2 separate regions of the Mus musculus genome follow, and region 2 is linked to region 1. Evidence: chromatin loops called from intact Hi-C (ENCODE). Cell type or tissue: heart. All regions are shown on one strand.

Region 1 (5,000 bases):
TTGAAGCCAGTGGCCAGACCATGGAGCCCTCGGGAGTTTGAGACCCAGGCATTGCTGCCCTAGCACTGAACTTAAAGCTGTTTAATTTCTGCACCTCACTTTCCTGAGCAGACACTTGTGCAAGCTCTCCAGAGAGAAAGTCAGAGAAGAGGAAGCCATAGTTCCCACCTTTAATGCGTACATACTTGCCTGGGGTGCCGAGCAGGCAGCACCTGACCGGGGAGGCCACCCCGGAAGCTTCCCTGGTGAGGAACAGTAGCTTAGGAAAGCCTCTTCAGAGACGGCATTGCAGGTCACCCTCCAAAGGACCTGAGGCCAGCGGTCATCTCCCTGACACTGCTGCTCCACACCCTGGCTCAGGCTCGACTAGAGTGAGGGTTGTGGGTTGAGGTAGGAACAGGTTCAAAAAGGCTTAGTTGCCAGGCAAGAAGCATGGAGACCTGCACAAGAAGAGCTCGCCCACCTTTTACCTAATTGTAGACTTAGGATGGCTGTGTGTGGAGTAGACTCCAAAACTCTTCCATGGTTTGCCAAAGCCAAGGAGACAGTACTACTCAGCATGTGTGAAAGTGTGTGTGTGTGTGTGTGTGTGTGTGTGTGTCCTGTTGCCCATTGCTGGCAAGTTTCTGACTAGGGTGTGCTTCTCCTGGTCAGTGGAGGCAGAAACACAGTCAATCTGCGGCGTGCATATTTTCCTCAGCTTTAACATACAACTCTGAGGGCTGCTCTTTATAAATGGCCATTACCAGCTGTGTAAAAAGTCCTGAACAAACCATGGTAGCTCAGTAAGACTTCATGGAAGGGGCATTCAAAACTTGACGCTTCGTTTTCTTATAAAAATGACTATTGCAAGCATATTTTATTGAGAGCATTCAGACCCAGTAAAGGAAGCAACCTGTTCCAAGTCTCTCAGCTACTTGGGGAAATCTGAGGAGAGTCATTGACGTGGCAGCAGTTCAGACTTCCCGTACACAGGTAGGAGGGATGGCTCGAGGTAAATCCACTTGCTTCCAGGATTGACGGTGACCTGAGTTCAGACCCCTTAACTAGTGCTGGAAGGAGAAAACCAACGCCCACAAGTTTTCCTCTCCTCACCGCCCTTCATCCCCTTGTACATACTAACTTGATCTGCTGTCACCTGATGGCGTAGTGGTATCGTGGCACTATGTGTGGAAGAGGGGACAGCTTTGGAGACATGAGGGATGCTGCAACTGCAGCGGACACTGCAAGAGAACAGAGACTTCAAACATTAGAGGGCCTGTATAAGATGGGATATCGCGTGAGCAGGACATCTCACTGTGTGTGTGTTCTTGGCTGGTGTAGGGTGCACTGCCCTTAGAAGCAAGTCTGCAATCTCTTCTGTAGGGATAGGCTACAACCAAGCAGAATAGGCAGCATGTTCGTTTCTTTTATAGTAAATTCAAGAGAAATTTTTGAACTACTTCTCCCTTTCCCTAGGTCTGATAAATTGACAAGTCACCATGGGAAAACAACTGGCTCAATCGAAACCAGATTACAGTTCCATTTCAGGGCAGTGTCCCAAATGTGGACCCCAGCTACTTAGTGTTCTCCCCAATACTTGGTATAGATCATCATATTCACTCTTAGGGAACAGCCCCCTGGGCCTGATAGTGCTATTCCCAACCCCTTACAAAGCATCTGGGCCAGGTGTGGCGACAGAGCTGGTAATAACAGCAGCAATAGGGCTGCATTCCAAAGCTAGTCCTCATAGCCTGTGACCTCTGTTCTCAGCAGACCGCTGTGCTTTTCCAAGTCTTCCTGACTGCCCCTGAGTAGAGGGAGGAACTTAGGAAATAGAGGCAAGGCGGTGGCGAGGTGGCTCGGGAGCCAGGACCATGGTCTGTTCTTCTGGAGGACTTGTCCTAGATCCTTCCCCAGTACCTATGCTGGGTGGCTCACAGCCACTTGGAGCTCCAACCCCAGAGCATCCAGTGCACTCCTTCCTGCACATACACATCATTTTTAAAAGTCATTAAAAGCAGTAAAGCAAAGGCTGCATGGAATGCCTGTGATCACCAGGGGGCAGCCCTGCCTGCTGCATGCCTCTCCTTTCTGGAAGGGTTCCTTCAGCTCTGAGCTGTGCCACCCCTTAGCACACTCCAGAGCTTAGAGAGGAAGAGGCACCTTCCTTCCCTCGCTGTCTGTGTTCCCTTCCCCTGTGTGGTAGTACTGATGGCTGGAGATGCCTGACCCCCTTGCTGTTCTCAGCCTACACGTCATGTGGGGTCTCCACTGCTGCCTTGGCTGGACCCTGATGAAGCTCGTCTCGTCCCGTCGTGTCATGTGTCCATCCGTCCCCCCCCCCTCCCCTCAGCTGACATTCTTGCTGCAGGTGTGGCTCGGCAGGCACACCTTGCCTGTGAGCCTGAGCGGGCCTGGAGGGTGTCTATGCACTGCTCTGTCAAGTGTGTTATGATTATTGCTACCATTTGCCAGCTCCCTGCCCGTACTTGACAGCCATTATCTGCCTCAGCACTCCCAGCCACCTCATGGGGTCAGTGCCATTATCTGCTTTTTACTGCCGGGGATTGCCACTCTGAGGGGTGAAGTGGTAGCCCAAAGGTCACTGCCTTGTGAGTGGGAAGACAGCCCAGATCTGCTTCTTTCTGGTCTGTGTTTCCAGTAGAGGCTGGTTTCCTCTTTCACAACAGTCCTCAGGAGCCTTTGACCTCCCTCTCCCCAGCCCACCCTACCCTAGATCCTGCCCATGTCCCTATCTCCCTGTTGTGGAATGTCACCTCTCTGCTCTCCGCTCCCCCCACCCCAAAGGTCAGAGGGAACTTCCTGTCCCAGACAAGTTAACGATGTCGAAGGACATTTCTCAGCTTCCCTTCCACTGCTTGAGTGATGCCCAGGAGGCAGGAATGGTCTGTGTGTGTCTTTGTGTGTGTGTGTGTATGTGTGTGTGTGAGAGAGAGAGACAGAGAGAGACAGAGAGAGACAGAGACAGAGACAGTGTGATGGTTGGGTAGTTGTCACTGTGCAAGCTGAGTAGTACTGACTGATTTCTTTTTCCATTTATGTGTGTGTTTATTTTGTGTAGGCACAGATGTGGATGCATGTTAATGTGAGCACACATCCTTGTGGAGGCCCCAGGTTGAGATCTGGTCAATGAAGCAGGTTCTGAGTCAGAAACCAGAATTCACTAGTAATGGCTAGTTTCGCTAGGCAGCTTGCCTTGGGGATCCAGTCTCCCATCTTCCCAGGCTGCCAAACCATCCATCCAGCTTTGATATGTTCTGGGGATCCAAGCACAAGCTCAGAGGACTGGAAATAGGACAGGTCTTATGGGGTAGAGGGTAGAAAAAGTGGAGGTAGACTCTTAGGCACATCAGCTCAAGTTGCATACCCATGGGCTGTCCCAGTTAGGCCCTGTGAGTCTCCTCTAGGTGTTTTTTCTCCTCACATGCCTGGGTTGACCCTCTTGCTTCTCTTCCAGGTAGTGTTGTTTTGGGCTAAATGGCAGATGAATACCTGTGCCTGCCCAAGCTTTCTCATCCTAGCGGAAACTGATCCCTTGTCATTTGGAGTGGCCAGCACAAGTGATGTTTAAGGCAGTGGGAAGGCTTTGGAGCCCAGTTCTAGGATTCTTTGTGGGCCAGATACTGCCTTCCCTGAGCTCCGGTTTCCTTTTCGTCAGAACAAAACACTTCACCTCAGAGTGGTGTTGAGAAGCTGATAAGCGCATGGCAGCTGTGTACTGTACATAGATAGATTCAAAGGAACTTCTCCCTTCTTCCCTCTGCTCTAAGTTGCCACGAACAGCCGATTCTCCTCCCCCACACTCCCCTTAGTACCTGCTGAGCTGGAGCACTGCCTTCTATCCTGTATGCTCACGGCTTATAGCTTACCCCCTGCCTTCGTCCTCTGCTGCAATGTCCTCATGCACAGTGGCTCTCTCAAGGTCCTAAACTGCTTCTCACTGTCATCAGACAAATTCCCAAGCTTGGTACTGTTGGAGCCCTGCTGTGCTTTAGCCCAGACAAGCTACCCTCCCCCCCCACCCCCCACCCCTGTGCTCCCAGGTCTGCATCCCTCAGTCAAAGGCCACTTCAAATGCCACTTCCACCAGCACAGCCTGGCCTCAGGGACCTGAGCTCTAGGCTTTATTCCCAGCACGTCCCACAAGGAGTCCAGTGAAAATCCATCAACATTGTGTCTCGTTTGGGCTCCTCTGAGGGGTAAGGGTGTGTGTATGCACATGCGTGTGATGAGGGTAAGCACTCGAGATGAACCTCTGTCCTGCCTTCAGTGAGATGCCTCCAGGAGGAGGAAAAAGAGGCAGCTGCTGTGTGTGAATGGGAACAGATGGCAAACGGGTACCCATCATCTCCTCCTGGCCAGCCACAGGGGGATGACTTGACTGGGCAAACAAGCAGACACACCCTCTCCATTCCACAGCTGCCCCCCTGAAGTATCAAGGAAAAGTGCCCACCAGCGTGGGGCCCCGGGGGAGGGGACACTGCACTGGGAATCTGGCCAGGGCCTCCAGGCACCATCAGCTGCCACTTCCTGTATGATACGAGCATTCTGATCACCCATTTTCTCCTCTGCAGAGTGGGCATCGCTGACTCTTGGTGGGCCACTTCTCTTTCTTCCCTCAAAGGGGAGGTTTGTGTGATGCCAGAATAAGTATAGGAGGCACCCGGGAAGGTCAGTTTTTCCTTTGGTATTTCAGAAATTGGATTTGGTTCTGGAATTTATAGCTATATGGCCAGAGTTGTCACCAAATCCACCTGACAGCAAATCTGAAAATTGTGCCTCCCTTTGGGCTGAAGGTGCTCAAAGCTTGTGTTTACACGTGTGCTGTTGGCCTTGTGCCTTTCTACGGTGCACAGTCAGCAGCCATGTGTGTGCATGCCTTGGGAAGATATGGTTTCTTAACCCCAGTGAGCTCCAGCTCACTGCCCCCACCCTTTAAAATGGGATCATACAGTTACACACACACACGCACACACACACACACACACACACACACA
Region 2 (5,000 bases), 180 kb after region 1:
GGTGGATCCTTGTGGTGATTTGAATATGCTTTGCCCATGGGAAGTGGCAACATTAGGAGGTGTGGCCTTGTTGGAGGAGGTGTGGCCTTGTTAGAGGAAGTGGACTTTGAGATCTCACATATACGCTTAAGTCTGGCCAGAGACAGTCTGGCTGTAGTATGACCAAGATGCAGAACTCTCAGCTCCATTTGTTTACAGCACCTTGTCTACCTGCACACTGCAGTGCTTCATGATGTTAATGGGCTGGACCTCTGAGACTGTAAACTACCTCCAACTAAATGTTGTTCCTTATAAGAGTTGCCTCAGTTATAGTTTTTCTTCACAGCAGTGAAACCCCAACTAAGACAGTCCTGATGATGCTTTTGATTGCAGTGAGCTAGGGAGAAGGAGACTGGGGAGGGGGTCCCTAGGGCAATCAGGCTTAGCCTACTCAATGAGTTCTAGACCATAAAACAGGTACCAGCATCTGATCAATGACACCCAAAGTTGTCCTTTGGCCTTCACACACATGTGTGCACACACACTTGTACAAATGCATGTCATGTACACATATGTACATGCCTACCCTCAAAACCTAAACCTATACTCAATCTAAAGCAATTGAATGGTCAAAATATTTAATAAATGAGCTAGCAATGAGGAGGCTGTCAGTGTGAAGACTGGATCATAGAAAGTTTGCTCTTCTTCTTCCTCTCCCTCCTCTTCCTCTCCCTCCTCTTCCTCTCCCTCCTCCTCTCCCTCCTCCTCTCCATTCTCCTCCTCCTCCTCCTCCTCCTCCTCCTCCTCCTCCTCCTCCTCCTCCTCCTCCTCCTCCTCCTCCACTTGCCTCTTGGTTTTGACTTGTCACTTCCTTCCTGCACACACTGACACAGCAGTCCTCCTCACTGCATTGTACTCAATCTTAATCAGCTGTTCTGCTGAGTGGGTTAGTGAGCCTGGCAACTGAACTGCCCTTTGAAGAACGTTATGAAACTAGAAAGGATAGTACGCACTTAGGGCAACAGAATTAGGTCCCAGTTGTCAGGGCAAAATGATGGGTTTATTCTTACAATATAATGTGTAAGTGGGATAAGTAAATGTAAGGTTATGGTGTGAGTGTAGACCAGGAAAGAGTGTGACTCAGTAGCAGTAATTACAGATAGATAGATAGATAGATAGATAGATAGATAGATAGATAGATAGATAGAAAACCAAACAGATTGATCAATCAATAGATAGATAGACAGATATAAAGAGCAATATAATTGTATTGCTTTCATCCCCAGATTCAATTGTTGTCCCAAGGACTTGAAAGAACTTTATAAACTAAAGATTACTTTCCTTCTTCGAGACTGAGGATAACCAAGACTGTATAGAATGTTAGCACCACAGACCCAGGGTCCTTTGTCTTCCTGCTTAGTCAGTCTCATCCACATGAAGTCCAAGCCTGCATTCCAGAGAACAGGAAAGAGAATTGGAGGGAGAGTGTGATCTTTCCCTTCAAGGACTGATCAGAAAACTACTCAGTGTACATGAGCTTGCAACTCAGAGCTAAAGCCTGTCCCCAGGACACACCTACAAGGAATGCTGAGAAATGTAGTCTTAGGTGGTGAATAGCTGAGTTACTACTAAGATGGGAGGAGAAGAATGTATGCTGATGGAACTTTAGCAGGCTTGAAATAAAGCCAGCATGCACATCAATGTAGTCTTACTCCCAGAAAAACCTGAGCAACTGTGTATTGTACTGAGAGAAATATAGAAGTCTCTAGAATGAGATAGCTAGCTTTCCCAGAACAAAGAACAAAACAGCAAACATTTAGTTTTGACCAGTCACATACGGTATTTGTCACAATTTTCCCCTGTGTTTATACTTTTATGATCCTTCCATAATGTCAAATGCACACTTATCATGTGAATTGTCCAAATCAGGCTGTCCCAAGGGCTGTAGTTTGTGTATATATGCTTAGTAGAAGCATGGTGGTCACATCTAGAATGTAGGAGTCTGTGTTCCAGGGAGCTGGTGAATGTACGGAGAAATGCAGGTGAGCCAAAGATGATGACCAGAGGCATCTCAGCCTGGACCAGCTCACATTCCCGAGGACTTGATCAGCATTCTCGAATAGTTGAGGAATATTTTGGTGATTAGGAGTGACTCAAATCTTGTTTGTATCAAGAGAGAAGAAGGAGAATTGGTAAGAGAAAGTTCTAGAAGGCAGACCAGAGTGCTGAATATTCAAGGGCTTTCTAGTTATTGCTTTTCACTTGAGAACCTATAATCAGGCATGTTATATAGCTAGCCTCAGTTTATTCTCCACAGCGCCAGGAGGTAGGTGTCACCATTATGTCTCATATTAGCTGATTTTATTTATTATTATTTATTAACAAAATTTCTGACAGAAACAACTTATTAGATGAAAGGTTTTGTTTTGTTTTGCTTATGGTTTGGAAGGGTACAGTCCATCACAGCAGAGAAGGCATGGTGGGATTCATGGCAGCGGGGGTGTGTGGCAGAGACCCATTATGGCAGACAAGGAAACAGAGTGGCCAGAACTAGGGACCACACCCTCAGAGTCCCCTCTCTAGTGGCCTACTTCAGCCAGCTAGGACTTACCTCCTAAACTTTAGGACCTAAGGCTCTTCAGCACCACCCCTTTTCCTCAGTAGCACCAGAAACTGGGGTGAGTGTTCAAAGCATGATTCTGGAAGGCACATTTCCCTGTTCAAGCCACAACACCTCTGCTTGACAACTGAGAAAGCAATATAACCCAGGTTACAGTAGCCTTAGCCACAGCTACTCCCTACTGCCCCCTTGTGTACAAATTAAATGTCTTGGATATGTAAATCCTGGAGTAGTGCCTGGCACCCAGTAAGAGGGAACACTTACTGGAATCCCTGCAGTTCTCACTGCGGTGGGTTTCATAGTCTGTGACTGAATACCGTGAACTTGATGCCGTCAGATGACATGTTCACCTGCTCGTAATTTGGACATCTGAAGTCTTCAGTCCGTTTCACTGGGTGGTAAGCAAGCGTTGACAGGGACAGTGCTAAGCTCCCTCCAGAGGCTTGAGGGGGATGGGGGGGGGGGGGTCAGGTGTGTGTGTGGATTCTGTTCTTGCTTTTTCCTACATTTGATGGCTTCTGACTTGTCCTGGCCTGGCTGCATCCCTCTGATCCTGACCTCTGTAATCCCATGACTTCTCTGCCTGCTTCCTGTCTCTTACAAAAGATCGTTGTGATTCCAAGCAGAGTTCTCCTAGTTTGTTTAGAATAACCTTCCCATATCCAGAGTACTAATTTATTCACATCATTTGTATTAAGGTAAGGCTCATTTTCCAGGCGTTAGGTAGCACATATCTGTGGGGGGCATTGTTTAGCCTTTCCCAATGCGATTTTGCATAGACTGGATGACCTCAGATTTTCTTTACACTATTAGAAAATAACTTTATGGCATCAAGTAAACTATAATATCTATCTATCTTTTGAGGTCTCTTTTTCTGAAAAAAGATTTTAAATAAGGCATGGGTTAAAGGAAATAATTCTTTTCAACAAGCCATAGACAAATACTATTATTATGTTACTGGATAATGATTTCTTTGTTCTACGGATTTAAAATTCAGCCTTCATGTCTTACCTTCACATGACAAACTATAGTCAAATTGTTTCTTGGCCATATTCAGTCCACCAGCCTGTTTTGCAGGTTCTGCAGTGTGAGGCTCTTTTGGTTATTGTAACACTGAAGTGTTATGTATTTCTAACTGGCAAATAAGCCTCTTCTTCCTTTTCTGGTTTCCCGGCCAGTGGCCCTTCTCCTGCTTTCTTTCTCGTTGGGTATTTCAGCTGTACTGGGTACGTTATGTACACCAGCATTACTCAGCACTCAGGATGCCAAGGAGGGAAGAACTGAAGCTTAAGGCTAGCCTGGGCTACATAGCAAGATACCATCTCTAAACAAACATCCATCATCAACAACCTCCGTCCTTACTGTTACTTTAACGTGGTATTTGGAAGAAGAGCCATTCTGGAATTGTCTACCCTACAAAAATGATCCTTTCAGTCTTGTTTATCATCATCATCATCATCATTATCGTTATTATTGTGAATCTGCTTCTGTATCTCCATTGAACATTTCTCAGTTTTATTAATATATAAGTTTAATTCTGGGACTTGTATTTTAAAAACAAATAGGTGGTGGCTAGTAGGTAAGAAGGTAGACTGGACACTGTAGAATGTTAGTAATAATAACCAATAAGAAAATAGAACAACTTAGAACCAAATACTCTATCAAAACTTTGTAAACTGGAAAGTCTGTCTGTCTGTCTGTCTGTCTGTCTGCCTCTCCCTCTCTGTGTCTCTCTCTCTGTTCTTTTATAGGTAAGTGATGAAATCGGTAGCAGGTGATGTTACAGAAGAGAGGGAATACTACATATTTAAATCATTTGACTCTCATTTCTCAAAATGTTTAATAATTATGTGCTGTCAATTCTGTACTCGACTTTACATTTTACCTGGCTTCATTCCACATTACATTTCTTACATAATAACCTCTCTTTGTGTGAGTTCATTTTCCTGGCCTGTTTTCACCCTTGCTTAAGCAGAGATCTTCAAGTTACCTACAGAAGCTTTTCTTAATAAAGGGTATGCCAGTGATGCCCTGTCTCTATTTTATCGTCACACAGAGGGCAATGCTAGTGTGACAGCTAGTGTGGTTTCAGTGCATTTCTTTGGAGTCCCCAGTAAGCATTGTGCGGGTGTATCTGTGAGCCGCATTTTAGAAGGGGACCAGAAAGTCATTCTGAGTTTATTTCTTTTACGCAGTCAGCTCCTTCTCCCTTCTGAGTACGTTTGTGGTTGTGTCTCTTTGCTCTTGGGGTTCTGCATCTCTGAATGTGTTTGCTTGCTCAACAACGCTGCTGCCAGCACACCTTGTGACCTGCATCCAACTCTTCAGCTGAAGGGGACAGCCTTTTGCTTCTGTGTTTCTGCTTCTCCTTGGTGCTGCTATTCCTTCAGAACTCCTGCTG

Evidence for each region. Peaks named below come from ENCODE experiments on the same cell type or tissue, not always from the same donor. Only the 100,000 strongest peaks of a DNase experiment are listed, where the experiment ranks them.
Region 2: it touches region 1 in a loop (2.8-fold over the local background); 10 of 42 quality-filtered maps call a loop at or near these places.

What each region holds. Positions count from the first base shown.
Region 1 is chr4:119,629,166-119,634,165 of GRCm38, forward strand. No RefSeq gene overlaps it. Among named protein-coding and RNA genes, the nearest start is that of Guca2a, 6.1 kb to the right of the region's middle. In heart, a CTCF peak has its summit at 2,033 (motif pointing right); a DNase peak (open chromatin) is centred at 2,086; H3K4me3 peaks cover 463 bases; H3K27ac peaks cover 3,354 bases.
Region 2 is chr4:119,806,659-119,811,658 of GRCm38, forward strand. It overlaps a transcript of Hivep3 not described here. Among named protein-coding and RNA genes, the nearest start is that of Hivep3, 5.5 kb to the right of the region's middle. In heart, a CTCF peak has its summit at 2,791 (motif pointing left); no DNase peak of the experiment used is centred here.